Linked DNA regions of Homo sapiens: region 2 is linked to region 1. A link is a loop called in an ENCODE intact Hi-C map of the cell type or tissue named here. Cell type or tissue: heart left ventricle. All regions are shown on one strand. Each heading gives the region's core, and the rest is flanking DNA. Links, peaks and the distances in the headings are about the cores only. Region 1 holds the start of LOC124900365 (small nucleolar RNA SNORD71). Region 2 has its middle 460 kb from the start of SQOR.

Region 1 (16,025 bases), core at 4,237-12,236:
CTGCCTTTCCCTGGTTACACTTAGGATTGAAGCCTCATTCACCTCTGTGTATTTGCTCATGCTTTTCCTGTCACTGGTGTTAATTTCTGTAGTCTCTCTGCATGTTTAACTAAATTCTACCTCTTTTTTTTTTTTTTTTTTGAGACAGAGTCTTGCCTGTTGCCCAGGCTGGAGTGCAGGGGTGTGATCTCAGCTCACTGCAACTTGAGTCTCCCAGGTTCAAGCGATTCTCCTGCCTCAGCCTCCTGAGTAGCTGGGATTACATACAGGTGCACACCACCACGCAGGGCTAATTTTTTCTTTTCCTTTCTTTTTGTTTTTTTTAGACAGAATCTCGCTCTGTTGCGCAGGCTGGAGTACAGTGGTGTGATCCGGGCTCACTACAACCTCTGCCTCCCAGGTTCAAGCGATTCTTCTGCCTGGGACTACAGGTGCGTGCCACCATGCCCGGGTAACTTTTTTTTGTATTTTTAGTAGAGATGGGGTTTCACCATATTGGCCAGGCTGGTCTCGATCTCCTGACCTTGTGATTCGCACCCCCCCCCCGCCACCTTGGCCTCCCAAAGCGTTGAGATTACAGGCGTGAGCCACCGCGCCGGGCCTAATTTTTTTATTTTTATTTTTAGTAGAGACGGGGTTTCACTTTGTTGACCAGGCTGATCTTGAACTCCTGGCCTCAAGTTATCCGCCCTGCCTTGGCTTTCCAAAGTGCTGAGATTGCAGGTGTGAGCCACTGTGCCTGGCCAAAATTCTACTTATTTTTTTATAGAGGAGTAGTACAGGCTGTTTCTGACTGCCCCATCTGTAAGTAAACAATCTAGTTTTGAATTGTCAATTGATTTAAAAGTGATAGTTTTCAAATCTTCATTGAGGCATTTTGTATCCATTGATTCTTTCTGCCAGGGCACACACTCTGTCTACGTTATGCACTGAAGCCTTTCTGTGTATCCTTACTGGGCCTTGATGCTGGGTAACTGCACGATTCTGGTAACCAAACCTGGTGGCACATCCCAATCAGCTTTTTCAAAATAGGGCTTTCTAGACTTTCACCTGGAGATTCTGTCTAGAGGTGTTTGGGCTGAAGCCTGGCAACTGTGTTACATGAACAGTTGGCCCCCATCCCTGGGGCATCTGCCTCTGCTGCACTGATGCCTTCCCCAGCTCACATCATGGCTGCATGGGGCCAGAGGGGGTTCCCTGTGATGCTTGCAGAAAAGCTTGGGTCTGCTGGTAGGAGTGGAAAATGGACTGCTGCCCACTCCAGAGTGGCTTTAAAGGACAGTGGAGAGGGAGTCTTCCTAATGAGCAGAGCTGTGAGCAGTACCCTTGTTTGTCCATCTTGTATGGAGGGAGAAGGGGCCCGAGGTCGCTTACATGGACTCCTGGGGAGTGGTGACTGATTTGGTTGCAAGTCTGGAAAGAGCAGGAGTGGAAGATCTGAGAGCAAGAGTCAGGGTGAGGTGTGGATGAACCTACAGGAGTGGGCAGAGAGCACTCAGATCTCCCTGCTGGCCATCAATACCCGGCTGAGGGTGAGCACAGCAGAGGAGTCGCTCAACAACCGGGTGGACAAGACGACTCGTCTGGTAGACGCCTGCCAGCCTCTGCCCTTGGTCACTCCAGTGCTCATGTTACCAGAAAGGGGTCCTGATCTAGATCCCAAGACAGGGTTCTTGGATCTCACACAAGAAATAATTCGAGGCTAATCCATAAAGTGAAAGCAAGTTTATTAGGAAAGTAAAGGAATAAAGAATGGCTACTCCATAGGTGGAGCAGCCTGAGGGCTGCTGGTTGGCTATTTTTATGGTTATTTCTTGATTATATGCTAAACTAGGGGCAGGTTATTCATGAGTTTTCCAAGAAAGAGGTGGGCAATTCCCAGAACTGAGGGTTCCTCCTCTTTTTAGACCATATGGGTTAACTTCCTGACGTTGCCATGGCATCTGTAAACTGTCATGGCACTGGTGGGAGTGTCTTTTAGCATGCTAATGCATTATAATTAGTGAATAATGAGCAGTGAGGTCACTTTTGTTGCCATCTTGTTTTTAGTGGGTTTTGACCAGCTTCTCTACTGCAACCTGTTGTATCAGCAAGGTCTTAATGACCTGTACCTTGTGTGGACCTCCTATCTCATCCTGTGACTTAGAATGCCTAACCTCCTGGGAATGCAGCCCAGTAGGTCTCAGCCTTATTTTACCCAGCCCCTATTCAAGATGGAGTTGCTCTGGCTCAAACACCTCTGATGCTCACTCCACGGGCCCATGGCTGGAAGAGTTACGGTAGTAGGGATAGAGGCTCTGTAGAGGGCCAACAGCAAGGGCCCCCTCTGACCAAAGCTGATCCAGTTACTGCCACTGCTGAATACCCGACCTGTTGATGGCAGAGAACGAAGATGACCCCTTGGTATGGTCCTACTTCTTGGAGAGTCTAGCTAGACATTTGCTGGCAAGTTGATTCCATCAGGCCTTTCTCACCCTGCAGGGGACAGTGATTGATTCTTTTTTGGAGTTGATTCCATCAGATACCATCAGTTTGCCCTTCCTATGTCTTTGCTGGTATCATCCAAGGGTTCACAGAGTACCTGATTACTGACATGGGGTTCCATGTAACAGCTTTTCAGATGAGAGCCCATTTCACAGTGGAGAAAGTGTGATACTAGCACCCAGCACAGGGTTCTCTGGACCCACCACGCACCACATGGCCTGGCAGCCTAAAGGAGGATGCAATGGCCAGTGGGCCTTTGTCCCCTCAGCTGGAATCAGCTTGTGGTAGATGTCCCTTAGATAGAGCCCCCAGAGACATCCAGGGACTCTGAATGCAGGTATTTCCATAGAGAACAGGAGGCCAGAGGAAGCAGGAGTTCAGGCCTGGTAGCATGTGTGCAGTGGGACACTAGATGTCTCAGAGCAGGAATCTGTATTTTTAAAGCCTCTTAAGGGATGACAGGTACTCTCCTAGGGTCGAGAACCACCGGGGGGGGGAAAGAGGATGAAACATGGAGGAGGAAGAGCTGGTTGTGAGTCCTGGTGCCATCACTTGCCCAAGGTGACCTCCCTTCGTCACAGGCTGAGGTGAGGATCACAGTTACTGGCTTACTCATTTATACTCTTTTCTCATTAGAACTGGGATCAACATATCAGCTAGGATCACCGTGTGTGAACCACTATTAAATGAGTTAATATACATAAGGTATATAAAACAGTGCCTCAATTGCACAAGAGCACTATAAAAGGATTAGCTATTTTTATGCAAGTGATTGTTACTGTTAACAGAGGTTGAGGCACAGAGGAAGTCACTGATGAGGCCCAAAAATGCCTAATTCTTCCTGTCCATTGGCTCCTTGAGAACCCAGCAGCAGGCAGCAGGCAGCAGGATGACCATTTCTTGCTTTCTTTTTTCTCTCCACTTTTTATTTGGAAATAACTTCAAACTTACAAAAATTGCAAACATAAAATAGTGCAAGGAGCATTTATATACCTTTTACTCAGATTCACGCATTGGAATGTTTTACTCCCATTTGCTTTATTGTTCACGTTCTATTTTTTTCTTTGAGATGGAGTTTCGCTGTTTTTGCCCAGGCTGGAGTGCAATGGCGCGATCTCGGCTCACTGCAACCTCCGCCTCCCAGGTTCAAGCGATTCTCCTGCCTCAGCCTCCCTAGTAGCTGGGATTACAGGCGCCTGCCACCACGCCCGGCTAATTTTTTGTATTTTTAGTAGAGATGAGGTTTCACCATGTCGGTCTGGATGGTCTCGATCTGTTGACCTCGTGATCTGCCCACCTCAGCCTCCCGAAGTGCTGGGATTACAGGCGTGAGCTACTGCACCCGGCCCTATTGTTCATGTTCTTTATCTTTCTTCCTATCTCTCTAAATTTGTGGAATATATATACATACATATTTATATATAGATACAGATGTATATCCATATATAAATATTTATTTATTTATACTATCGTATATTATATATGCATTCCCATTTTTTTTTGGAATTAAAGGTGAGTGACATCATGGCCTTTAATCCTCAATACTACATTATACCAAATACTAAATTATAATACCAGGAGTACTAAATACTACACAAAGGATGATCTCTTATATAACCACAGCACAGTTGTCAGCCTCACACATTTACACTGATACAATATGTTATCTAATCTACTGTTCATATGCCAATTTTATCAGTTGGTCTAATGATGTTTTTTTCCAGCATTTTTCCCTCCAGCACAGAATCCCCTGTAGGGTCAGGCTGCATTTAGTTGTCCTGTTTCTTCAGCTTTCCTTCATCTGGAACATTTCCACAGCCTTTCTTTGTCTTTTATAACCTTGACATTATTGAGGGACACTTCCCTTCCCCCTGTTGTTTTAATAGGACGTTCCTCATGTTACATCTGTCTGGTGTTCCCTTGCAAGCAAGGTTGTGTGTTCTTGGCCGCCATGGGTCCTGTTGTGCAGGGCCACCATTCCTAATAAGGCAAGAGTGCTGGTGGCTGATGAGCCCAGGGCTGCTCTTGCTCACTTTGCTGACAGCACTCGACGGGGAGTCAGCAAAGCCAGAAGTGCAAATAAAGCCATAAGCTTCAGGAAATCTTGGGTGTCATTCCATGTAAACAATAGGACTGGACGAATGGAAAACTAGGCAGCTGGAAGCACTGTCAGAAATTCAAGCCAGTAAAACCAGGCAGAGCAATGTCATTCCACGATTACAGCCAGCTGCATATTTCAGTGCTAAAATGTTTGATTTCTGAACAATGACACTCACTAGTTATAAAATAGATGGGATTGGTTTATGCATATTTTATCTCTGAAGTTGCTACTGTCATATCCATTTTACAAGTAAGGAAACTGAGGCTTGGGGGGCAACTACAGTAATGCCACATGGCAAGCATTGGCGCTAAAGCTAGAATCCAAGTTTTGGTCTAAATGCCCTATGCTATCTCCATGAAAGCAGTGCTTTGCATGAGAAGTCCTCAAGTTTTAGTTTGAGGGAGGTGGGCTGTAAATCAATGTGAAGCCATTGATAAACACTGATTATCTACAAATGTTACTAACTTCCTGGCCTTTTTTCTTTTCTTTGCTTTTCTTTTTCTTTTTTTCTTTTTTTTTTGAGAAAGAGTTTTGCTCTTGTTGCCCAGGCTGGAGTGCAATGGTGTGATCTCAGCTCACCGCAACCTCTGCCTCCCGGGTTCAAGCGATTCTCCTGCCTTAGCCTCCTGAGTAGCTGGGATTACAGGCATGCGCCACTACGCCCGGCTAATTTTGTATTTTTAGTAGAGACGGGGTTTCTCCATGTTGGTCAGGCTGGTCTTGAACTCCTGACCTCAAGTGATCCACCTGCCTCGGCTTCCCAAAGTGCTGAGATTACAGGCGTGAGCCACCATGCCTGGCCCCTGCTTTTTTCTTTAATCTTCGCTCTTGACAAATCATAGTGAAATGTCTTGGGTTCATTGTCTTGGGAAGTCTGAGGTCTAGGGCCCCCTTTTGATGGAGGTGGAAGGCATTTACATGGTGAGAGGGCCAGTGGATACCATCTCAGGTCTCTCTTGCTCTTCTTACAGAGCCACTAGTCCTACTGAATTAGGGCCTCATCCTTATGATCTCATTTAAGTTTAGTTACCGCCTAAAAACCTATGTCTAGATATAATCCCACTGGGAATTATATTTTCAACACATAAACTTCTGGGGACACATTCAAACCATAGCATGACTTTTGATTTTGAAGGCTGACCTGGGTCTGTCCGATGTGTCCTCATGGCCAGACTCAAGCCGTGCACTCCTGGAAGACTTCCAGAAAATTATGCTGTGCTCTTCCTGATGCAGAATGTAGATTCTTCCCTTGGTGTTACCTTGACCACTTTGTCAAGTTGGTTTCTGTCATATTTCTCCTCCAAAAAGCCACTGTTTTTTCCATTGTGATTAATGAGTATTTTGTAGGGAGATATTCTGGCATTGTACCAATATCCTGTTCCTCACTGAACCTTTACCCACCATCCTTAGCAATTATTGACATCTTCCTCTATCATGGTTGCCACATCATAGAATAAGATCTATAATCTCCCATTTCTGTCATCCTATCTACTTTTATTAGTTGGCATTCACTGTAAGGAAGGGCTTTCCCTTCTCACCCACTTGTTTATTTATATCTTTAAGGCCTCATAGATTCTCATTTTATCCAATGGATTGTAAATCATCACTATCATTATTTATTTCAAAGGTCAAATTTTCCAAATTTGGCCAGTGAAACTCCCTTCAGGCTGGCTCCCAAGTCCTTTTGACACGTCTGTATCAATCTTTGAATACTTCTTTACTTTCTGAAACAAGATATTCCAAACCCACCTTATACTTCGTACTTATTTATTTAATTATTTATACGCTAAGGTCTCATTGATTCCCATTTTATTGAATGGCTGTAACCCATCACTATCATTATCTATTTTAAAGTAACTGCTATTTTACCTCTAGTCTCATTTCCCTAAAATTCATCCAATATTTGCACCAGATTAATCTTCTAAAAGCATAGCTACTGTCCTTATTTTTTGACCATGCTGGCATCTTTGAAGAAGCAGGAAAAAACCCAAGCTTCTCATCCAGCATTCAAGACGCTCCCCACTCTGTCCCCATTTGCCCTGGCCATCAAGTTTCCCAAGACTCTCTGATGTGTTTCTCCGTGGATGTTATGAGCACCTCCTCATCCTCTCATCCTCCCTCCCTCCCTCCCTTCTTTTTTCTCTCCTCCCTCCCTCCCTCCCTCCCCTCCCTCCCTCCCTCCCTTCCTTCCTTCCTTTTCCTTTCTTCCTCCCTCCCTTCCTTTTCCTTCCCTCCTTCCTTCCTTTTCCTTCCTTCCTTCCTTCCCTCCTTCCTTCCTTTTCCTTCCTTCCTTCCTTTTCCTTCCTCCCTCCCTTCCTTCCTTTTCCTTCCTCCCTCCCTCCCTTCCTCCCTCCCTTCCTTCCTTCCCTCCTTCCTTCTTTCCTTCCTTTTCCTTCCTTCCTTCCTTCTTTCCTCCCTCCCTCCCTCCATCCCTCCATCCCTCCCTTCCTCCCTTCCTCCTTTCCTCCTTTCCATACTTATCTAGAAGCTGCAATGTGTCAGGCACTGAACTAGGCACTGAGGACAGAGCAGTGAATGAAATGAAGTTCTTGCTGTCATGGAGCTTGTCCTGGAAAGAGACAGTAATCACACAAATACATATGCATCAGGTAATAGTAAATGTTGTGAGAAAGAATAAAGCAGAGTAAGGGGATAGAGTGAATGGTGCGTGATTGAGGGTGTGTCTATCTCTCTTTCTACCTGTGTGTGTGGATGCACAAGCGATATTTTACACAGGGCACATCTAGAACTTCCCTACCTTCACACCTCCTTCGCTCATATCATTCCTTCTATTTGGCATTTTCTTCCTTGTTGATACTTGAGCTTGAACTTCAAGAAATAAGGTTTTCCAGTCCTCATGACGTCTTCTCTGATTGCCCCAGACCCAGTGATCCTTCTCTGAACAACAACAAAAAGCAAGTAGAAAACATGGGTCTGTATATACAGCATGTTATATTGAAGTGATAAAGTTATACTGCGAAGCATTATAATTTATATATATAATAAATTATATATATTATAATTATATATAATATATATATCTATTCCTCTTTCTATCTTATCTCTGTAGCACATAGTAGATGCTTGATCAGTTTGAATTAAAACATAAATAAAAGGACCCGTGAAGATGAGAGAGATGGGAAATATGGCGGACTTTTAGAAGTTAGTGAAAAGATTGTGACTTTTTCTAGAACCTTTGGCTATGATCTCACGCCACTGCAGCATCTGCAAGTTTGAGGATTCTAGAGCTAGGGTTTTATTTTCTAATTTCATAGATGGCAGATGACTGAATGACAGTTTCACATCATATTTTCATGTCAACTGCTCTTGATGGTTATTTCTGATTGATTTGACACCCTGGTGAATTCCTGCAGCAGATCTTTTTTGAAGTTTATTTTTTATTTTATATTTTAAGTTCCTAGGGTACATATACAGGCTGTACAGGTTTGTTACATAGGTAAACATGTGCCATGATGATTTTCCCTGCAGCAGATCTTGGAAAAAAAGAATTGCCATGTTAGAATTCAATGATGTTAGCCTGAAACAAGCAAGAAAGCAGACAGGCATATAACCAATCAACGCAGCCTCCTCCCTGCTATCGCACGTTCTTTTCTTTTTTTTTTTTTCATCCCCAAATAAACATAATACCTGTGACGTTTAAAGTCTAGGTCAGATACTGTCTGCCTGATGTAGCAATTCTCTCAGGCTGTATCTGCGATACCAGTGCGGCCGGTGAAGAGGGCGATGGTGAATTGCACCAATAATGCTGTAGGTGGCGCTGTGTACTTGATGCATGTGGCCAGCGTGTCTCGAAGATTTCTTTGGAGAACGGATGGCGTCTGGCATCGTTTTAGTTAAACGTGATCTGTCGGTTTAGTTTCTGTGGAGCAAGTCTGAGAAACAGATTAGCCAATTTCTGACCCTAAATGGAAGGTCAGACGTTCTGTGCTCAAATGTAGCATTCGCCGTACCCTGCATGATATCTCGGGCTGGGCATTGGAATGATGCTCATAGGCTGTGAAAATGACCCTAAGGTGTTTCTTCCGAGACTTTGCCGGGGCGTCTTGTCTGGGTTTTGTACTTGGAAGCAGAAACTACATTAGAGTCACATTCTAGGCCTCTGGAGGTTAGGGGGAGGTTGAGTTGAACATGACTCATCAGCTATCTTTAAGCAGCAAGGCCGTTTGGTGCTTTAACTGATGTAGCTCAATTTTTCAATCCAATATTGCCCTTTAAAGTGGGCCCCTGGTTGAATGAAGTCTTTATTGCCCTCATCCCATTCCCAAGTTTTTGGAGCTCTTTCTTTGTTAAAAACCTTTATGACCATTCAGGAAAATTGGCCTAGCGGCTCTGATTGTGTACTGCAGATCACCTAATAGGAGAAAATTGGGTGCTGACTATATCATTTGTCAGCCAAACTGCAGGATCTCGAATTCCTTAATTAAACTTGCAGGTTTCAGGTTTTAAAAAATGAATTCGTGTCTTCGTGTCTTATTTTTACAGATTTTGAACATGTAGAATTGAGAGAATTGAAGAGCACCTAAGAACTATGGACTAGATGACCTCCTAGTATATTACAATGCTAATTCCCTAAACACATTTACTAAAGGCATATCTGACTTCAGGTGTCTCTTATATATTCTTATATTTAAGAAAATATTCTCATGTATTTATATTGAAGGGAATGAGAGGATGCTTCCTATCACATTTCTCTGTGAAGTTATTAAAGATGAATTTGAATATTTTTACTTTTTTGTGTTGTTTTTAGATGACTTCCTCCTTTTACTTGTGACCAGTAGATGGCTCTATGGCTTTCCTTGAGTTAACAGGAGTTAGTTTGGTGCCTCTCAAAGTAGAAGGTTAGTTCAGTTTTGCCCTGGCCTGAGGGGAAATCTTGAGCTGTTTTTTCCAATCCCACAGGAGAGGAGGATGGCTGATGAAGGTTCTTTCCCTCCACCTAGAAAGATTTAAAGAGTACTGACCTGTCTTCGTCTGTTTTCTGTTGCTGTAACAGAGTACCATGAACCAGGTACCACCACCCTCCTACACCATCCCTACTCTCTGCCTCTGGATCTCTGAGAACCTTACGTTATGAGTGAATGTGTGTGGAGGGGGATTGTCCACTGGAGTCGTCAGATAATGACTAAGTCTGGGGGCTCACGTGGGCATCAGTCCTGTGGATGGTCACTGGGCAGTGTGCTGGCTACTGTTGATCAAAGGTCCTGCCCAGATGCCAGAGGGAAGGATGACTATTGTGACTCCTCAGCTCTGGCCATGTAGAACACTAATGGAGTCTGGAGTATCTGACTATCTGTAGCACTGACTCAGTTCTGTTTGTCTCCCTGGTGCTGGGGGTGACTGCTTAGAGGAGGTGGGGCGTGGGGGTGTATCTCTGGATGCTGTCTGTGTTTCTGTCCACATGGTCTCTCCAAATAAAGGCCCTTTGTGAATTGCCCTCATCACTTTTCTTTCATTGCTGTCATTCTAGGAGTGGGAACAACTGTGCCCAATCACATATATTCTTAAATCTTTTCACCATATTCTTGTGAGGTAAAAATTGCTAGTGCTCACTCATACCTGGTTCTCCTTTCCTCCCTGGCACAAGTGAAGTTGAAACTTACCAGCCCATCTTGTAGTTAGGTGGAGCCATGTGACCTGTTCTAGCCAATACAATTTGAATGGGAATAGTATTTCATATTTCCAGGCTGTTAGGGACTGAATTGTCTCACCCCATCCCCTCAACCCCATTGAAGCCCTAACTTCAATGGGATTGTATTTGGAGACAGTCTTTAAACAAGTAATTAAGGTTATAATGGTGAGGCCCTAATCCAATTGACTGGTGTCCTTATAAGAAAAGAAAGAAACAGTAGGGATCTGCACACTTCATGTGAGCATGCAGAGAGTAGGTGGCCATCGGCAAGCCACGGAGAGAAGCCTCCGGAGAAACCAAATCTCTCACACCTTGATCTCGGACTTCCAGCCTCCAGAGCTGTGAGAAATAAATTTCTGTTGTTTGAGCCACCCAGTCTACAGCATTTTATTATGGCAGCCCTAGCTGACTGATATACAGGCTGAGGAATTTAACAGTGAGTGTGAGTTCTCCATTCTCTCTTCCTCTCTTTATTGACCTTCAGGGGATCTGTATTCCAGATGATGTTGCTAAAAGCTAGAATGGGGAGGCCCAACCCAAATAACTTTTCTTGTGCCAATCCACTGATATTTCTGGTTCAGTTTTGCCGTAGTATAGCCCAGCATTCATCAGGCAGACCAACTCAACCTGTACCTCGCCTTTGAAAACAAAAGCTAAGCATGTGACCATTTGGCTCTGCAATTCCATGGGATGAATCCTCCTTCAGGCAATGGATGCCTCCTGTTTGGATGCATGAATGGGGTTGACTCACAACATAATTGAGAATATCAGGGTAAAAGAGTTGGTTAATTGATCGCAATATTATAGTGCTACAATTACATAGGGCCCCAAGCAATCTAAGCGGTTTCCTCTTAGTGTTCAAACAGCCCTCCAGATCTCAGAGACCTGATGAGATGCTTGAGGTGAAGGTCAAAGGCAAGGTGGGCCTCTGGCATTTCTCTCTTTAATAAGAACAAATCTACTTTTGTCTGTGTATGGTTTTGTGTGAGATTTAATTTAAACGAAGAGTTCTGTTGCTAAAGAAAATTTAAAAATCACTCTGGTGTTTCCATATTAAAAGAAATACAGATTTTATGAGTATATGAAGTTCTTGGAGCTTGAAGTTTAGTTTGATTCAGCCAGAGCTCTGTATTGATGGCTTCAAGATCATAAGCCTCAGTTCAGCTCAGTTCCTTGATCTAGTTGATCTGAAAAACTCTCTGACTCAAGGAAATAGATTTGCACAAAGTGCAAGAGTCATTGTAGGTCTTCATGTGTTAATGTTTTAAAAAGGTATTTATGAAAGACACCAATGGCATACGGTGATACAGCAGTAATAGTAAAACCATATCCTGAAAAGACACCTATGTGTTTCAAATGCTGCTACTCCCCATTCTGTGCAGACATGTCTAGATGATCACAGAATTTATTCCTGCAGAGCCCAGATATAGCCCTACAATTCTTCTCAGTACTCTGTTCTATGCAGCCCCTTCCCACTAATTCATGTTAACACATGAAATGAGACCCCATTTATCATCTTTATGCATAATTAATAATGATTTGGGGTTTGTTCATCTATGTCTTTGAATGCTGGGTTATAGAGCTGTGGTTGAGTTGGTCACTGAGTGATCAGTACTTCTTGAAGCCCATAATGCACATGATGACCATATGTTTAAAACTTAAATTAGGGATGTATTCTATCTTAAGATCCTAATGAGATTAATGTTTGAAATGAGAATGTATCAATCAGGACCCTGGCTTTATTTAGCTTTTTAGGTGGCTCCAGTTCTTTCTCAAGACCTCTCTCTTGATTTTAGCTACAATTTTTGTTTGTTTGTTTTGAGACAGGGTCTTGCTCTGTTGCCCAGGCTGGAGTTCAGTGGTGAGATCCATCTCAAAAAAAAAAAAAAAAAAAAAAAAAATATATATATATATATATATATATATATATATAATAAATAAAAAATAAAAAATATATATACACATAACACTATGAAGTAGAGTAAAATACAAGTAGGTTAGAAAATTGTAGCTGAAGGCTGGGTGTGGTGGCTCATGCCTGTAATCCAGCACTTTGGGAGGCCAAGGTGGGAGGATTGCTTGAGCCCAGGAGTTTGAGACCAGCCTGGGCAACATGACAAAACCTCATCTCTACAAAAAATGCAAAAATTAGCCAGGTGCAGTGGTGCACATCTGTAGTCCCAGCTACTTTGGAGGCTGAGGTGGGAGAGTCACCTAAGCCTGGGGAGGTTGAGGTTGCAGTAAGCCGTGGTTGTGCCACTGCACTCCAGCCTGGGCAACAGAGTGAGACCCTGTCTCAAAAAGCAAACAAACAAACAAGAAAATTGCAGTTGAGAGAAAGGTAGGATGAAGTGGGATGGGAGGTTAGGCACACACTGCCTGCCTTGTCCAAGGGAACTTGCCTGGGGCTTGGGCATACATTTGGCTTTAAGATGTTGATATTATATTATATTATTTTATTTTTTGAGGTAGAGTCTTGCTCTCTCACCCAGGCTGGAATGCAGTGGCGTGATCTCAGCTCACTACAATCTCCACCTCCTGGGCTTAAGCAATTCTCCTGCCTCAGCCTCCTGAGTAGCTGGGACTACAGGTGTGTACCACCACACCTGGCTGATTTTTTGTATTTTTAGTAGAGACGAGGTTTCACCATGTTGGCAAGGCTAGTCTCGAACTCCTGACATCTAGTGATCCGCCCACCTCAGCCTTCCAAAGTGCTGGGATTACCAGCGTGAGCCACCGTGCCCAGCCTTTAAGATGTTTAGTAGCCAACACAACAAGAGAAACATGAGCAGTTAATGCAAGAGAGAAGAACCCATGTCACTATTCCTATTCTTGGTGCCAAGTTCAGGATAATGTTGCTATCATGGGCCCTCAAAAACGTAACAAGCCTCGTCCTCAACAACCCTCACTGTTTGGTTTTCTAGGACTATTTCTTTTAATATGCTTTAGTGTAGGCTGAGGCTTGGGGCAGCCCCCCAATCCAAAAATATGTCCACAAACATGAATTTAAAACACATACGGGATAGTGTAAGATGTCAGGAAGCAATGCCCTTTAGTAAACATGTTGTGTCCACTGCCCCACCCCCATCACTGAGAATGTTGACCTTGGAGATGAGGGTGTCTCCAATCTCCTTAAAAGGGCTGAGGAATCTAGCAGTACATGACGTGTGGGACCACGGGGGCAGCAGTAAGGGAGAACACCCTGAAAGAGAAGCTTTACAATTTCTCCGTGAGGGAAATGAGATTTTTCTAACCTTACTCCTGCTAGTGATTTTTAAACCAAGTCATAAAATAAATACAAATGTAAGAGAAAAAAGAAAGGAGAGAAAAGCAAAATAACGAGGAAAGGGTAGAAGTTTAAGAGAATATTAAAAATAAAGCATTGATACTTGGTAAGAGAAAGGTAAAGGGAAAGGAGCAGGATAAATATTACAATCAGAGAATAAAAGCCCAGTGCAGATAAAAGGTTAAGACATAAAGCCACCGTGAGAGATACGATAAATAAGTTTTAAGATAAGAATACAGAAGAGTGAAATTATTAAAAGAAAATGAGAGGAGTGAAAAAATAAAGCTAAAATTAAATCCAAGTTAAAAAATTAAGACACTGTGAATAAAAGTTAAAAAGCAAAATAGAAATTAAGAATTAAAAAGTAATGACAAGATAATAAGTAAATTAGATTTAAGATAAAAGATGAAATAATATAAACCAACAAGGTAAAAGATTAAATACATCAAAGTGAAAGAGATAAAAGATTAAGAGGATAACAGACTAAACCCCATGGGGAGAAACAATAAAAACATAAAAGTAGATGGTTTTGAAGCTTAAGTACAAGATTAAGGAATTAAGAATGTTCTTTTGGGTGTTAATACTTTAACAAAGAGGATTAAGAGAAAAATATTTTAAAAAGAAAATAAAAGAAGCTTGAATTTAGAAAAATAGATAATAAATCAATCCAGATAAAGGAAAGGAGAATTTAAATTAGCACAAACCAAGACAACAAAATTTTCAGCAATAATCACACAGAAAAAAAGCTAAAAAAAACCCGAGTAGGAAACCCAGAATGTTTCCGTGGTAAACAAATACCCAACAACTTCAAAACCAGCATCTATTTATTACAAATTCCCAGCCTGGGCTTTGGTCCCCGCACTGGAGAGTCCCCTGTTGTATACTAGTGGCATTTATGGCAAGATGAAAGAGGCCAGGCATGCTGTGGGATGCCCTTACTTTTTCATAGAAGCTTGCAATCTCTGCTTTCACCACTTTCTTTTGCAGTAGTGAAAGGATGGTTGCTCTGTAACTCAACCAGCTGGGGTTGGGGGTTCTGGCACAAGCAGTTGCCAGCCCAAACTATGCAAACATCTTGGGCAAAAACCACATGGGAAAGTAATTTGTTCTTCAGAGAAGGAGGGAAAAGTTGGCAGGGAGATGGGGGATAGGTTTGGGGTTGAGGGTTGGTGAAGGTGGGGATGGAGAGAGATCAGAGTAGATCGAGGGAGGAATAAGAGGTAGCTCTTCTCAGTGAAATAGGAGTTGAGGTCATTTTCTGAGAGTGAGAGGGTGAGACCGAGGATGAGCAGAATGAAAATGACTGGGTGCAACTGAGGGGTGGTGAAGTGCCTTGCAACCCAACCCTTCACCCCTAGTTGGGACCCAGCTGTGATTAGACAGCCTGACTTTGTCTAATGTTACCAGGCAAAATCACACTTCAGTGCTGGTTCTCTTACAAAGTAGGGTCTCAGTGGGTGGAAAGCCAAGAGCAATTTGGATCCTGGGTTATTAGTAAAAGCAGAATTAAGTGGCGGTTGATCAGAAGTGGTTGATCTTGGGAACTAGCCAGGCCAGAGGGGACTGGTTGAGTGGAGAATGGGGCTGAATACTTGCTTCAAAACAGTCTCAGTAAGAGAGGGGACTGTGGCCCTAGGCAGAGGTAGCAGTTGGATGGGAGTTTCAGAGCTAGGGCTTACGCTTTGATGTTTTGGAGATAAAACAGGCTCATGCTCACACAATACATGAGGGTGTTTGAAGGCAAGGGAGACCATTGGGGGTGTTTCAAGACCATGAAGATATTCACATCTCTGAGGATGAAGGAAGGGTATATTGGCTACAATGATGGGAGCAAAGTTTGGAAAGTCCTGAAGAACATAGGGGAGAGGTCACATGGAATAATTGATTCAAGAGGATACAAGAGGAGGTGGTGAAGTAGACAAAGAAGGGAGAAATATGTGGATTTTTCCTTCTGGTTTCTCAAACTGGAGTGAGTAGGAGAAGCAGTGGTCTTCTTTGGATGGCATGGGAAGGGGGCAATGTAGGTTTCAGTTTAGGAGACGAAGTAGAAGGGGAGAGGAGGCAGGATCTGAGAGGCAGATGGACTCAAAGAATCTTTCTTCTGATAAGAGCATGGCTGAAGAGAAGAGAACGCTTGATTTAGCCTGGGGAGGGAGAGAGTAGAGTGGAATAGAGATAAAAGAAATCTAAAAAGAGAATGTGCAGAGTTATTTGAATCTACGATAGCAATTGTGGGTCACTGGGACAAACAGACAGGCCTTGATAGTGTGGTGGGGAGGGATAGAAGTGTGGGGAGTGTTGAGAAGAGTTTATTTACCATTGGACAGTTTAGTGTAGCTTATCACATTCCAAGTTTTGATATAAACACTAAGGATTCTACATACATTGCATATACTAATAATTTAAAGGCAGGGGTTTTTATTGCTTTTTGTCAGGGGGAAGGCGTGGGTGCTACTGGTAGAGGCCAGGAGGTGGGCCATTTAATAACCCCTTCCAAGTTATGG
Region 2 (16,025 bases), core at 3,094-11,093, 380 kb after region 1:
CTGGAATCCAGTGCTTTCTACCATGGCTGAATGTGAGCAGACAGCAACTGAACTTTGTCTAAACCTGCATCTATACTATTTTTATTTCTCAGGCTCTCAGAGGGTCTGCATTCATAAGATGTATATGAAGAAACTGATATATACTTCATTAAAAAGGAAAGGCTACTCCTTAAGGTGGCTTCACAGGCTTGTTGGGGCTCATAGGATAAGAAGAGATGATATACTCATGCTTACAGGTTGCACTAGTCTGTGCATTATTATACTATGTTGCTTACTTGAGAAGCTCAGGCATTTGTGTTCTTCCTGGTTCTCTACATTGCCCACTTTGTTCTTGTTTCATTCTGATTCATGTACCTTATATCTAGTCACCTTTCCTAAGTGTAACAGGTATGAATTTCACAGGCCACAACAAATTGAAAACATGCAGTCATATATGTGTGTGTGTGTGTGTGTGTGTGTTTAGAACTGAACTTACCTTATTGAGTCCCCATTAGGTATGAATATAAAATATTCTAAACACTTCAAATCATTGAATAAGTTGATCATTTCAGGCTTAAACCAGGATTAATCCAGGATTTTTATCTTCTTTCTACTCCTGCTCCCTGACGCTTCTTACACTGATGACCAGGGTACTAAGAAAACTTTTAAAACCTAGCAGTGCTTGGAGACATCAGATGAAGTTGTGCCTGGCTTGCTCTATAGTACTCCTCTGCCTCCTATATCTTTGTCCTGGACAAGTGCAATGCTGTCCTTACTGGTCTTTCAACACTGTTTTTACTGTGTTGTATACATTGGTTTACTATTCAAACACTACAGAAAGATAGAAAATTGAATTTCAAGACTTCCCCAGCTCCAGTCCTACTACCAAGAGGCAATAATGTAATACTGATTTTATGTTTGCATCATAACTTTAAAGCTGCTAAGTCAAGAAATAAAAGAGTATTTAGACAATGTATTGTCTCTGCTGGAAAAAATGAAGAATTTACTAAATTTACCCAACCTCTTACCTCTTCTACCAAATCTGTTAATTATAGTTACAGAAAAGATTGTAAATGTCAAAACTTGATTTAAAAATAAATTATAACTAAGTCTTCCATGCTTTGGTTTATAGATTCAACCCATAGATAATGAATGACATTTATCATATTATGCAAATGTTCTTTTAAAACCAATTAATATGAATGGATTCTTACAGAAGCAGACAATCTTAGATTATTGAAACATTGTTGCTTCAAAGGAGAATTTTCCAAGTGTTAAGGTCTAATATAGCCTATTAATTTTCTTCTGCCTAACTTTTCTGGGTACTCATAACGATCTTCTTCTTCTATGATGCTTTGTGCCTGGGGGTGGAATGTTTCCCCCTGTTGTTTAAATCCAGAGAATACTGCATGCCCCACCCCGTGCATTTTCCCCCTTATATCCCATTCATATTTTGAGGAAAGTACAATAACGGGGATTGTTCATAAAATATCTCATTGAGTGTGCCTGCTTCTTATTAGTACCTTAACTTTTAAATCTGTACACAGCCAGACTACATAGAGAGTAGAAGGATAATTACCATAAGGCTGGGAAGGGTAGCGGAGGGTGGGGTGGGGGGAAGGTAGGAATATAAATGGGCACAAAAAATAGAAAGAATGAATAAGAACTACTGTTTCATAGCACAATAGGGTGACTATAGTCAATAATAACTGAATTGAACATTTTAGAATAACTTAGAGTTTAATTGGATTGTTTGTAACTCAATAAATGTTTGAAGGGATATACACACATACACATACACACACACACACACACACACACAGCCAAACTGTCACTCACATGTGAAGGTATCATCAGTCCAAAAATTTCACTCAGAACTTCAGTGCACTGAATGGAAAGACAGCAACAAGACAAGACACAATGGACAAACATTGTTGCTAAAAATCTGACACCAAGTAGGATTATTACTTATAAAGAAATTTCTTCCTGAAAGTTGGTATAATTTAGATATCCAAATAAGATAAAGTTTTCGTTGTGTTTAGGTATAAGTCAAATTTTGTTCTTCCTACTCAGTACTTGGGGGATCCTTTCAATCAAAATGTCTGAAATTAAATTAATACAGCATTAATCTAAGTAATACATTTGTGGAGTTAAAAAGTCAAGTAGTGCTAAAAGATTCAAGAAAAAAAACAATGATCTTTTTCTCTACCTGGTCTCTCCCACTTTATTAGTGCACCCTAGAGGGAACCACTTCCAACTCTTGGCATTGCATCTGAAATTCACCTCCGTGTGGGTAAATAATATGTGTTTTATTTCTTGATTTATTAGTTAGGATATTACATCCTATTGTGGATGTTGATGAATTAGTCCAACTGCCTATCCCTGACATTAGTCTATACAATCTTGTAACTTTCTCAAGATCATTATCATACATTTTTTGTCAAATTCAGTTGGCATTTACAGTATGACTACAGAAATACTCCTCTCTGCTGAGCCAGGTAGTATACTATAATTACGATTCTCTTATTGTTCAATATTTAGTTTTCCATGTATCTATTTTCTAAAAAGTTCAAATGAGCTGTCAAATACCAACTGTTTTTTCTAAATCAAAAATTGAGATCTAGTGTGCTTTTTATTTCCTAGATAACTTCCCCCTTGCAGCCTTCTATTCTCTAGCACTGTCAGGATTGATTATTCTCTGGGCATGACTTATTACTCATCTGAGACTTCATTTCTCTGCTCTCCAATGTTCAAGCTCCTCTTTCCTGAATCAAAAGCTCCTCTTTTCATTCAGGAAAGCTCCTCTTTCCTGAATAACAACAATCTTACTGTTGTTATTGTCATCATTGTTTACAACCTTGGTTTGATGGAATGCATCCTTCATTAGTACCTGAGACAAAGTGCATGAAAGGTATATTTTAGTTCCAGGTCTGAAAATGTCTTTTTCAACCTGGATTCCTCTGCCTATGCAAACCACCAATCAAGTGTGAGGGTAGACCACCATTTTTTTGGGTCAGAATTTTGACGATATTTTGCTATTGCCTTCATATATCTAGTGTTGATGTTAAGAGTTCCAAAGACATTCTGATTCTCATTTCTTTTTTTTGTGACTTACTTCTCCCCTCTGGAAAATTTTAGGGTCTTATATAGTCTCTGTTGTTTAGTAACATAAATTTGAGTCTTTTGTAGTTTTAGGCTTTTACATGATTTTAAAGGGTAGCTGATTATGTTCGTTTTTCCTTACTAAGATTAAAGACTGACATCTTCAGAATAGAATATCAGTTTTAATGCACAAAAGAATGAACCTATGTATACAGTCAATACCACACTCATATTCAAACAAACATGTTGGTTCAACCCCATATTTACAAGTTTATCCCACAAGTTTATATGTACAAACTTGTGATGTCTTAAAGCACGAGTGTACAATGTATTCCATATGTAGTATTAAAATGAATGCACTGTTATTTTTCTGTAAAAATGGAAAAAAGGGTCTATCATACTCAATTCCAAACAACCAAAAAGGCAAGTGAAAACATTTTAATGTAATTAATAATGTCTATATAGGATATACAAATGTATATGTATAGGAGACTGCTTTATCATTGAATACTTATTATATTGTAAGCTTTATGAGGAAGGAGTTTGTTTCTAGCTAAATTTTAGAATGTTATATATATGATTTAACACATAAAATATATTTACATATAGATGCATGTAAATATGTGTATATATAAATATATAAATGTGTATATATTTATATTTACACACATGTATATATGTGTATATATGTGTATATAAATTACATATATACATATGTGTTATAAAGCAAATGTATATACTACATAGATACATATAATGTGTAATATATTTATATACATATGTGTGTAAATATAAACAAGTTATATATTTATATATAAACATACAACATATATAAAATATATGTAAATATATAAATTATTATATAACCATAAATATATATATATTTATTACTGCTGGGTTACTACTGCAAGAACATTTCCTGCTAATGGCATCCACCCAACTTTGAGAAGTACTCTCATTCCTTATACTTCTACAAGTACTTTTTTCCAACTTCTCACATTCTTGCGACTTACTCAGAATAGAGCGTAAGCTTACACATTCACTAACATCCTTATCTTTTTCTAATTCTTTTTAGGCATTATTTTCTTATAAATGATTTTTAATTCTATAAAATGAGAGGACACAGATTTATATCAGAAGAGATAAGGCCAAGGGAAATACTATGTTTTCAGAGGCATGATTAGCTCCTTTAATACTTTTGTTATTTGCTCAGAAAGTGACAGAAACATAATCCTGAATGGAATGTCTACTGCAGCTCTCATGAATGACTTGGTGGTGCATATAGTCTTCGGTATCTGGGGAATACAAGTACATAGAGGAAACATGACTAATTTAGTTTCCTGCCTCAGGAAAATCAAAGTTATGGGTAAACACTTGGCTCCTGTAGACAAAAGTTAGTAAAACAATGGCTTCTATTCTACAGATTTATTTGACTTAACAATTTTCTTGCCTGTAGAGTTAAGAATTGAGACAAAACCTTACCTAGTTGCCAAAGAAAATTCCCAGGGCATAATCTGATCTCAACATAAGGCTTTTGTCACAGGAAAAGAGACACAAAAAATGACAAATGCAGGTACAGTCTGGATGGAACACAGCATGCCTTTCTTGAAATGGAAAGGACATCTGCTTGTTGCCTATTTGTATATGCTTCCCATTCACTTTAATGCTTAGAGAATAAAACAGATTGGGGATCTTGGGAAACAGGGTTCAAACTATAAGAATCCCTACTGGCTGTCCTGTAGAGAGTTAATAGCTAATGTGGATAGAGGCAGTGACCAGCCTCCATTTCATCTTCCTATTGTCTGCTAGAGCAGCATGTAATCTATTTCAGGCATCTGCAACTGGAGGGAAAACATGCCAATTATTTTTATTGATCTAAAGCCTTCACAGGTGGGACACCTTGCCAGGGTGGCATATGGAAATTTAGATAAGGAAATGATTGCAGAGACACGAAAAGGGCTTTGCTATTCGGAAGGAATGTGTAGGCCTTAAAAAAAATGAACAGACACTTGGTATTCCAGAGCTTAAGAGCACCAAAGATGAATTATGCAGTCGCAGCAATGGAAATTGATTACTAAGCCTTCGATGAGTCACATGCCTTAGGAATTAAGTACCCCAATCTATTATTGTCAGTATCCTGATGGGTCAACCAGGCTGTGAATGGGAATTTGCATTAAATTGATTTGAGTGTTTTTTCTTGAACTAACATCACTCAATCAAGGGACACATTCAGACAGAGCTAGATAAGTCTGACTGAATTTGATTTGGAAAAGCAGAGTAGCAAGGAATTAGCAGGCAGAATTTAAAAATGCCATAAATCTGGCATTGCAAACTGGGCTGGGAAAAGCAGGTGACCAATCTCTGTGCCACAAACAGTGTATAAAATCAAAGCAAATTTGTTTCTCATCTCCGTAGCATGTTGACATAGTCATGGATTGCAAAAATCATCAGGTAACACAGAGGGCTGCTTCCATAAGATCTGATCCAGAAACAATGAAGTATTTGCCATCTATTCAGGGCCAAGAGTCTATATTTCTAGCATACATTTGCTGTGCAATGATCTTTTGACCCCAGGAAAGTCACTTACTTTACATGTAAAGAAGCTTTATGTGAAGAGGGTAAGTAAACTAGATGACCTCAGATCCACTCAGGTTTAACACTGTGTGATGATGTGGGTCCAAAAATATCAAGTGACAAATTTCACTTAGACATTTGATGTTCTTTGCAGTTTAGATGCCGGGATCCACAAGGAGCTTTAGTTGTAATGTGTACCCTGTCATGACACATAAGTGATGGTTTAGGGAGGGCATAAATCCCCAGGGGCTATGGTGGGTTGGGAAGTTTTGAGATGGATTTTGAAAGACACTGATTGAGGCATTGATGCTCAAAATGATTTGGATTCATTAACAAATTGTGAATAAAGTAAGTTCTTTTTTATGTACTATTAACCATTCACCTACATATGCTAATAAGGATTCAGTTATTTTCTTAGAATGGTAGGGAAAGGGCATTAAACACTTACAGGATAGTCATTTACAGTAAGAGTAAAATGTGAATTCTCAGAGAACCTACATCATCTTTACATTTTAGCTTGATCTAGAAAACACATGTAACTTTGACGTATTGTAGTGTTGTTCTTAGTTGGTTGAAGAATACTTAGAATGATCATAACTCACTAATGTTCACCTGTACTAACCACTAAGCTAAAAATTTGGTAACATGAGGTTACTGGTTTACTGATCAGGCAGGACTTGGGGGAGTAGTAGATGTCCTGTTATCAGTGTCTAGAGTCTCTTTCATTTCCATTCTGTCTGTTCCTAGGATTGTCATGGTAACATTGTCATGGAATCCTTACTGTTGATCACTGCCTGGCAGAAGTCTGACAAGTATTAGAATATAGGCTGTATTGCTCCATTCCCCTTTTATGGCTCCCTCTGCTATTGCAAAATATAGAAATCACTGACAATGAATGTGTCTTTAATCATGCTGTAACTTAGTATTCATAGAACATACATCTTTAGATGTTTAGGTTATATATTTGCTTGGTTTAAAATACAGGAAATGTTTCTTAAAGATCAATACCTTAAAAATTACTTTATCCCTTGAAATTTGCTCTTAAGCAGAAGTTGGTAAACTTTTGGAGACAAATCATTTGCACAAGAAATCTCATCTTCTGAATATGTTACCATTTGAAGCTATAGCACTCAATATTTTTTCCTCATGGCAAATTAGGGTTGTTCAGTCAAACTCCATTCAGGTTGAAGCACAGGTTCTATTGAATCCTTGTTTGAACTAGAAATCTAGCTATTAAAGTCCACAACAGTACACTAAAGATAAAATTACTGTGTTATAATACCCTAGTGAATGTATGGAGTGTATTGAAGCCCAAATGACAAAGTTAGATAGAAATCACGCAAAAGAAGTTGAGAATCCATTTTCAAGTATGTAAAAGTGTAGTCAGGAAGTGATTTTCAAATAGTATGAAATGTGTATATCATCCTTGTCTATTAAACCTATAGAAAGAGCCTGGGGAAATAAATGTAGAGATAACACTATTTGTATTACTTCCAGTACCAAGGGGAGATGATCTTAGACTCAATATTCAGTAGGTCTTCAGACATGTTTAGGATGCCCCAGGAATGTGCAGATCTGCGTTGGAAGGGTAGAAACGGGAATGAAAGCAAATGGTAAGGATCCATGGAACGAAATATGGGGTGGAGATAGCAGCGTTTCCACCAAACTTCTATCGAAATTGGTAGAAATTAGTCTGGAAAAGTATTTGATTAACATTTCCTCAGCCACTAGGGGGCCTCAGTTGAATGTGTGTTGTTTATCTCCTGGCCCTTCTTCCTCAAGCTGCGCTGCCTCCCCATTCTGATCCTAGAAAGATAAATTGCTGGTCAGTGTTTATACAGATGTCATGGTCCCAGTTGCCAGTTGCATCTATAGTGACCTTCAAAGAGAGGAGACAGAAATAAGCGAGAACGTAGGCTCACTTTTGTGGTTCACCCTACTTAAGAGGGACTGTATTTCTGAATAACAAAATCCTACAGGTGACCGGGCGCGGTGGCTCATGCCTATAATCCCAGCACTTTGGGAGGCTGAGGCGGCGGGGGGGTGGGGGAGAAATCACCTGAGGTCGGGGGTTCGAGACCAGCCTGACCAACATGGAGAAACCCTGTCTCTACTAAAAACACAAAAAATTAGCCGGGCGTGGTGGCGCATGCCTATAATCCCAGCTACTCGGGAGGCTGAGGCAGGAGAATCGCTCCCGGGAGGCGGAAGTTGCCTTGAGCCGACATTGAGCCATTGCACTCCAGCCTGGGCAACAACAGCGAAACTCCGTCTCAAAAATAAATAAAAAATCCTACTGGCTGCTTTTACGTATGAGGTGCGGTGTTGTGGAAAGTCATAATTTTTCAAATAAATCCATGTTTATACTTTAACCATTAAGTCATGGAAAATAATGATAGCCAGGAACCAATCTAAAATTCAGCAAAAAGAAGTCAATACAATATTATGTTCTAGGTTCTAGAATGTATGGAAACCATATCAAGCAACAATTTAAGTCTGGGGTAACTATTAAACTCTTCAGAGACTTTCCCCTGGAGTGACTGAGGCCATGATTACCATGCCCTTCTCTGGCTAGGGTTGTAGGAATTTTTCCATTTATAGTGATAATTGGGCAACTCAGTTCCAAGAAGTACCCAAGTCGGCCACCTGTGTAAAAGCAGTCCTAACTCCTCCTCATGATCAGGGTCAAGTTCCTCTACCAAGATTGTGACTTTTTTCTTACTTTCTAATTCCTGGATACAAGTAGGCCAAAGTGCCCTTGAGCCAACTATAGCTTACCATTCAATGAGATACTTGCTATGTTTTGCATGAAAGTGTTAGCACTTTGGGCATCAGAACCTTTCCCTGCAGCAACTTTGCACTGTCCCCTTCCTGAAGACGAAATATTGTGTTTGATTTACCCCTTTGGCTATTGGTGGGGCAGTTTTAGAAGCTTCCACGTAGCCTGTAGGATTAAAGATTTCACAGGGGAAAGCAGCAACCCTAATATAGAAGTTTCACCAATTGTCAAACATGCTAAGTTCAATTATGTATCCTGGAAGTATGGAGATGATCACCATATAGGTCTGCAGATCAAGCTGACCCATTGTAAAGTGGACATTAGCCATTTATTATCTGGCCCTTATGTGCTTCAACTCTAACAGAGGGCCATCATACTGCTTTGGGCTTCCAGGTTTCATTGTCAATTCATACCCATTTTCAAACAATCCTTAAAATGTTTGGGAATTCTCTTTTTCCTCAATGTTTAGTTTCCTTGAGTAAATGGCCAAAAGACCCTTTGGGGAAAATAATCAAATATTACCATGTATAGTACCTAAGACTTTGTAGGAATCTTCATAATACAGACTGGGTCTGAAAACTGGTTCACATCTAGAAATTGCATAATGAATTATGACTTTTTAATGGGGTGCCCTCCCTCAGACTCCTTGACATCCATCATTTATTTCCTTTGTTGGTACAAGTTGAGTAGTATCCTTGTTGGCTGCCCGCCTGTTTTGCTCCTAGGGTGGTTGCTATGTTCCATCAACCATCAACACAGTTTTTTGTGAGTTAGGTCCCTTTGATTGCCACTCCAGTCTTTCCACTCACCATGATAATTGTGGCCTTTTGGCTTGGCTTCTATGTTTTGGGGTCTTATCCCCTTTACCATAACTAAGCCAAGTTCCGTAACAACATTTCCAAACATCATGCCTGATGTATAGTGTAAAGCTGCTGTTTCACATCTTAATGAGGCTGGTGCCCTTCTCAATAGCATTTTTTTTTTCTGGTATTAGTAAATGGTGTCTGCCATGAGCTTTCTTCTGGAGTATATCACCTGGCAGGTCTTCAAGTGAATATAGTATAGCCATTCTACCATGCTGCCTTTCCTAAGTATTTTAATCCATTCTTCAACCATCTTCCATGTAAAAGCTAGGATTTTGCTTCTCCAGCATAGGCCATTTTTTCTCTGTATTTCTAGGAGTCATGGTAGTAACAAGTTCATACTATTTCCTGGAATTCTTGCTAAGATGTTAAACTGTGTATCTCTCCCATGTCAATATATTTCTTACCCAATTTTAACTCCCTGGAGATGGAGTGAAGAGTTTATTGACTTGGGGGTATTCTGGCCCCCTTAAACCAGCACTGTTATAATTCAGCCTCATGTGTATGCCCTTGATTTCTGCCCATGCATTCTGGCTATACTTTGCAGGTCCTTTGTGGCATAGTCTCTTTCTTCCCTCTTCAACCAAGTATATCCTTGGGCTATGCTGTCAGCTTTGACAACTGACTGCCATCTTGTTCTAGAGGCTGTCTTTGTGTTCCATCTACTGCCAGTGATGGGGTCCTCATTGTGAGCCAGGCAGCCAGCAGTGCTTTAGCTCCAAAGCCCCATCTTATCACCCACTCTCTGACTGTTCTCAATACCAACTCTCTTAGTTTTGGTTTTCTGAAAGGAAACACTGAGATGAAGTTTGGGGTATGTTATATTTATTAGGAATCAATACCTGTGAAAGAAAAGTGAAGGAGGCATGATTGGGCAGAGGAAGAAATAAAAATGAGAGGCAGGCCCAACAGAGCTTTAGCTAACCTTGCAGAGAGCTCTGGTGCAACGACTGCACATCAGAGTTGCATAAGTCAGGAAGGAATTGCCTCTTTTATATTTCTTTACTGAATTTCCAGGTGTGAGCTCTCTGGGGAAGAGAATGACCTTGGGCAAGGCAGCTCTTTGCGGGCAAGGCAGCTCTTTGCAGCCAAGGCAGACTTTGAAGGAGCTGACAGCCAAAGGCTGTTTGCATTATCTATTGTGATTGGTAGACATGGGAAAACTCCCTCCTTCTCCCTGCTTCAAGGAAGGACTTCCTGCCAGGTTGCAGTCAGGAAACTGTACTTTTTGTGCCAGCATTTACTTTTGAGAAGTTAATGGCAGGGGTCGCATGGTAAAGGGAAGTGTTGAAGAGGAAGGGATTTTCTTTCTAGATATGGTATGGTGGGGTACTATCTCTAATTTTAGTGAAATTAACTTTAGTTCTGGCTTGACTGCACCCTAGTTCTACAACTTTTTCCAAGACAATTTCTCTTTCTCCATTAATGGTCGAAGGAGTGAGTACAAAAATGCTGGTCGGATCAGCTCAGAAACCATCTTGCAAATGCTGTCAGGTTACTTCACATGAAGTGCTCTATGAGAAATGAAAACTGTCAGCCTGTGCTTGGGAATCCATACGTTTCATTGTCAATACTTTTTCAGCTCTGAAGTTTCATAGAAAGGAAAGAAGTTGCTTTCCATTCCTCTCTTATACTTTCTCAAATTCTGACACCTAGAACCCTATATGTAGTGGTTTTCTCTTGATGTTTTTGCAATTTGTCAGGGCCCGAAGCCAAGCAGCTTTCTTTGGTGACCATCAGTTCTAGAATTACAACTTTCTGGGGTATATAAATAAGTACTTGTAGCTTGGTGTGGGAAGTCTTGGTATTTTTACATGGAAACATATCTCATGGAAGCAAATCTTTGCATAAGCTTGTTGAAAATAGTTTAAACACATTTTCTCTATGGTTTTCCAGATGGTTTTCTTGGTCACAGTGATTTTTTGTTTTTTTTTTTTTTGCAGAGAAGAATCCTATATTTATGATTATCTATATAGTAAATCTATAAAAATATGGACTAAACAGTATACTTGGCTTTTGTAAAAATACATCAATGTTCTCATACTGTGTATCTTCTGGCACTTACTTCCTCCTGCCTACTTTCTCCCATTTAGTTTTTAAAGAGCTACCTTATCCATGTTTATATACCTATCATATGTATATTTGTGTGTATATAAATATGTATGTAAATATACACATAGGTGTGTCACACAAACATATCTACTGAGAAATTGATTATAGCCCAATTTATCAATTTTTTAAAATTGACATCCAGGTGGATTCCTATTTTTCACTATTGTACATTTTACTGTGATAAATGTCATATATATTCTTGTACAGACACCCATAAGATTCTCTGGAAAGTGTTTCTAGAAGCAAAAATACATGTATTCCATGATCCAGAAGCAAATTTTGAGAAAGCAATTTGGCAATATGTCCTAAAAGGCTGTGCCAATTTATAGTCCTATTAGTAGTTTGGTAACAAATCTGAAAATTACAACTCTCAGTTTTGTCAATCTGATGTCTCTCTATATCCCAAGGTAAATTTATTTTGTATTACTTCGATCAATACTTGGATTGAAGGTCTTTTATGCCCACTGGCCATTTTGATGTTTTCTTATTAATTTTTCTTGTCATTTCTGCCCAGTTTTCTACTGGTTGCCTTTTCTTATCAGTTTCTAGGAATTCTTTAATTACACGAATTTGATCCTTTAGTGTTCTTGTTCCAATTATGTTTCCCTTGATCTGTGGCTTGTATATTTTACATTTCACAGTAATTGCACGTATTACATAAAAAGCAAATAGTTTAAACACATTTCCTTAATTAACTTTGTTTGGTTTATCTAGGAAGCCCTTTCCTAGTGTGTGTTAATCAAGATATTTGCCTATGTTTTCTTTGTTTTTAATTTTTTTCAGACTTAGGCCTCCTGGAAAATTCTTTGAAAAAAAAAAAACTATTCAGTCCATCTCAATAATTGTTTTTATGATGGGAGGTAAGGATCTGAGATTTACTGAGTAGTTCTCCTCCATTAATTAGTGTTTCCATCTCTGTAGATACCATACATTTAAGCCTTTTTTGTGCTTTATGTTTGGTGCTATCGGTCTGGTTATCACCACTTCCAAGCCCCTTCTACTGCAGCATACACAGTCTATACTCAGACCATACCAGTTAAATTACTCTGGCTTTATTTTAAATCTTCTATGAGGTATGGCAAATGCCTTCCTTATTTTTTAAAAGTGAACACGCTATTTTAATTTGTTTATGTGAATTTTATAAGTAGCATGTTTAGTTCTATGAAAAATCCTCTTAGAACTAAATCGCATTTAATTTACTATTTATTTGTGGGAGAACATTGACCATCAGGTTTCATAGTAATGGATGAGAAGACTCAAAATCCTCTCTCCCTTTAAAGTTTTAATAAGGTTAACAAAAGAGCAATATAATTCTTCCCTTAAAATTCTTAGGAGCAAAGCTAATATTAAATCTTTTAGGTTTTTTTTTTGTTTTTTTTTTAGTATTTATTGATCATTCTTGGGTGTTTCTTGGAGAAGGGGGATTTGGCAGGGTCATAGGACAATAGTGGAGGGAAGGTCAGCAGATAAACATGTGAACAAAAGTCTCTGGTTTTCCTAGGCAGAGGGCCCTGCTGCCTTCCACAGTGTTTGTGTCCCTGGGTACTTGAGATTAGGGAGTGGTGATGACTCTTAAGGAGTATGCTGCCTTCAAGCATCTGTTTAACAAAGCACATCTTGCACTGCCCTTAATCCATTTAACCCTTAGTGGACACAGCACATGTTTCAGAGAGCATGGGGTTGGGGGTAAGGTTATAGATTAACAGCATCCCAAGGCAGAAGAATTTTTCTTAGTACAGAACAAAATGGAGTCTCCTATGTCTACTTCTTTCTACACAGACACAGTAACAATCTGATCTCTCTTTCTTTTCCCCACATTTCCCCCTTTTCTATTTGACAAAACCGCCATCGTCATCATGGCTCGTTCTCAATGAGCTATTGGGTACACCTCCCAGACGGGGTGGCGGCTGGGCAGAGGGGCTCCTCACTTCCCAGACAGGGCGGCCGGGCAGAGGCATCCCCCCACCTCCCGGACGGGGCGGCTGCCGGGCGGAGGGGCTCCTCACTTCTCAGGCGGGGCGGCCGGTCAGAGATGCTCCTCACCTCCCAGACGGGGTGGCGGCGGGGCAGAGGCACTCCTCAGTTCCCAGACGGGATCGCGGCCGGGCAGAGGCGCTCTTCACATCTCAGACGGGGCGGCGGGGCAGAGGCGCTCCCCACATCCCAGAGGATGGGCGGCCAGGCAGAGATCCTCCTCACTTCCTAGACAGGATGACGGCCGGGAAGAGGGGCTCCTCACTTCCCAGACTGGGCGGGCGGCCAGGCAGAGGGGCTCCTCACATCCCAGACGATGGGCGGCCAGGCAGAGACGCTCCTCACTTCCAAGACGGGGTGGCGGCTGGGCAGAGGCTGCAAACTCGGCACTTTGGGAGGCCAAGGCAGGCGGCTGGGAGGTGGAGGTTGTAGCGAGCCGAGATCATGCCACTGCACTCCAGCCTGGGCAACATTGAGCACTGAGTGAGTGAGACTCCGTCTGCAATCCCGGCACCTCGGGAGGCTGAGGCTGGCAGATCCCTCGTGGTCAGGAGCTGGAGACCAGCCAGGCCAGCACTGTGAAACCCCGTCTCCACCAAAAAATACGAAAACCAGTCAGGCGTGGTGGCACGCCTGCAATCCCAGGCACTCGGCAGGCTGAGGCAGGAGAATCAGGCAGGGAGGTTGCAGCGAGTGGAGATGGTGGCAGTACAGTCCAGCCTGGGCTTGGCATCAGAGGGAGACCGTGCAAAGGGAGACGAGGGAGAGGGAGAAGGGTATTTTTTTTATTCTCTTTTATTTTTCTACTTTATTTTTGCAAAAATATAGAAATATTTGATTTTAATAAAGTTTAGAGACAAACCTGTAGAACTCATAGGAGTTATTGGTTCTTTGTGGTAATTATAACATTTGCAATCACTCATCTTGTTTCTTTATTCTTTCTTTTTTTTTTAACCATGCCATAAATTATTATTTTAGCTATTTGAGGGAGTGGAGAATAAGAAAAAGAGCCATGTCCTTATAATACCAAAACAATTTGGTAGCTCAAAAAGCTCTGTTAAATTGGTTGTAAAATAGCTGTTTGTCTAATATATTTACTAAGATTGAATTATTAGATCTGGAATCCAGGCAGGTAATTAGATCATGATATCAAAATTCTACCCGAATTATTTCCTTACCAAGGAGGACAGCAGTGGCATGCAGGATGTCTGCAGCATGGTGGAGTTATGGTAGACTTTGGACAAGTGGTAGTTGGCTTCAATGACTTGGAGCTAGGCCTGAAGAGGGGTTTCAGAACAGTTTTAAAATTCACATATTCCAAACCAGAAAAAGGCCTTTAAGCCCAGGTCAACCAATGGCCTTTTATGTGTAACAACCTCCAATTTAAAGATGTTGAAATCCTAACTCTCTTTATTATCGAGTAATTAAGCAATGTAAAGGAGATCATCATTGATGGTGATATGGTTTGGCTCTGTGTCCCCAACCAAATCTCATGTTCAATTGTAATCCCCAATGTTGGAGGTGAGGCCTGGTGGGAGGTGATTTGATCATGGGGGCGGTTTCTAATGGTTTAGCGTCACCCCCCAGTGCTGTCCTTGTGTTAGAGTTCCCACGAGATCTGGTTGTTTAAAAGTATGTGGCACCTGCCCTCTTGTTGTCTTCCTCCTACTCTGGCCATGTAAGACATGACTGCTTTCTCTTTACCTTCTGCCATGATGGAAAGTTTACTGAGGCCTTCCCAGAAGTCAAGCAGATAACAGCAAGCATCATGCTTCCTGTACAGCCTGCAGAACTGTGAGCCAATTAAACCTCTTTTCTTTATAAGTTACCCAGTCTCAGGTATTTCTGTATAGCAGTGTGAGAATGGACTGATATAGATGGTTAGTGGCATCACAAGGTGACTGCAACTCTGGTGCATATTCATAGTAAACTCATACTCATTTCCTGAAAACCTTCCCAAGGCATCAGTCATCAGACCTCTAGAAAGATCACTGGTTTTGAGGGTCTTCATCTTTAGTGGTCAGCTATGAAGAGGACAGTTCTGTGATTTGCAAAATTTCTTAAACCCTATCTAAGGCTTCTGTTACCATGACTTGGGTGTTTTCTTGGGCTGTGCTGATAATATTTATAATCCCTGTGGTGGGAGACTCAATAGTCATGGAGTGGACTTCTGCCATGGAGAGATAGTAATGATTCTATAGGCTTAGTACATCACTGCCTCAAGGAGATATCAAATTCACATCAATGGACTCTTCCCTCCTTCTTTTGTATCTGAACAAATGAGGATCTGTATAATAATTGTCTCCTGAATCATGATGAACTTTGTGAATGTGATTGTGGAGGCCAAGAAGTCCCATGTCATGCTCTCTGCAAGCTGGAGGACCAGAGAAGCTGATGGTGTAACTCCCACATGCATTATCTAACATCAGTTTGAGTCCAAAGGCCTGAGGACCAGAGGAGCTAACGGTGTGACTCCCACTTCTAGACCAAAGGCTTGAGAACCAGAGGAGGAGCTTGTTCTTGAGTCCAAAGGCTGGAGAACTTGGAGTTCTGATGTTGGAAGGCAGGAGAAGATGAATGTCCCAGCTCCAGAAGAGAGCCTTGTTTGTTTTTATTCTTTGTACCTAATTTCTTTTGTGTTA

Evidence for each region. Hi-C counts contacts between places; a loop is a spot of excess contacts. Peaks named below come from ENCODE experiments on the same cell type or tissue, not always from the same donor. Only the 100,000 strongest peaks of a DNase experiment are listed, where the experiment ranks them.
Region 2: a loop joins it to region 1, with 3 times the contacts of the local background. A loop is called at or near these places in 9 of 110 quality-filtered maps.

What each region holds. Positions count from the first base shown.
Region 1 is chr15:45,706,340-45,722,364 of GRCh38, forward strand. All of the region lies in intron 1 of LOC105370802 (a long non-coding RNA gene), which reads left to right. LOC124900365 (small nucleolar RNA SNORD71) reads left to right here and starts at 4,476; the gene lies at 4,476-4,534. RefSeq lists an enhancer at 8,572-8,866. In heart left ventricle, for the core only: CTCF peaks have their summits at 8,364 and 9,384 (motif pointing right); a DNase peak (open chromatin) is centred at 8,362.
Region 2 is chr15:46,084,659-46,100,683 of GRCh38, forward strand. It overlaps the pseudogene LOC100419366. Among named protein-coding and RNA genes, the nearest start is that of SQOR, 460 kb to the left of the region's middle. RefSeq lists a silencer at 10,253-10,547. In heart left ventricle, for the core only: a CTCF peak has its summit at 7,381 (motif pointing right); no DNase peak of the experiment used is centred there; H3K27ac peaks cover 561 bases.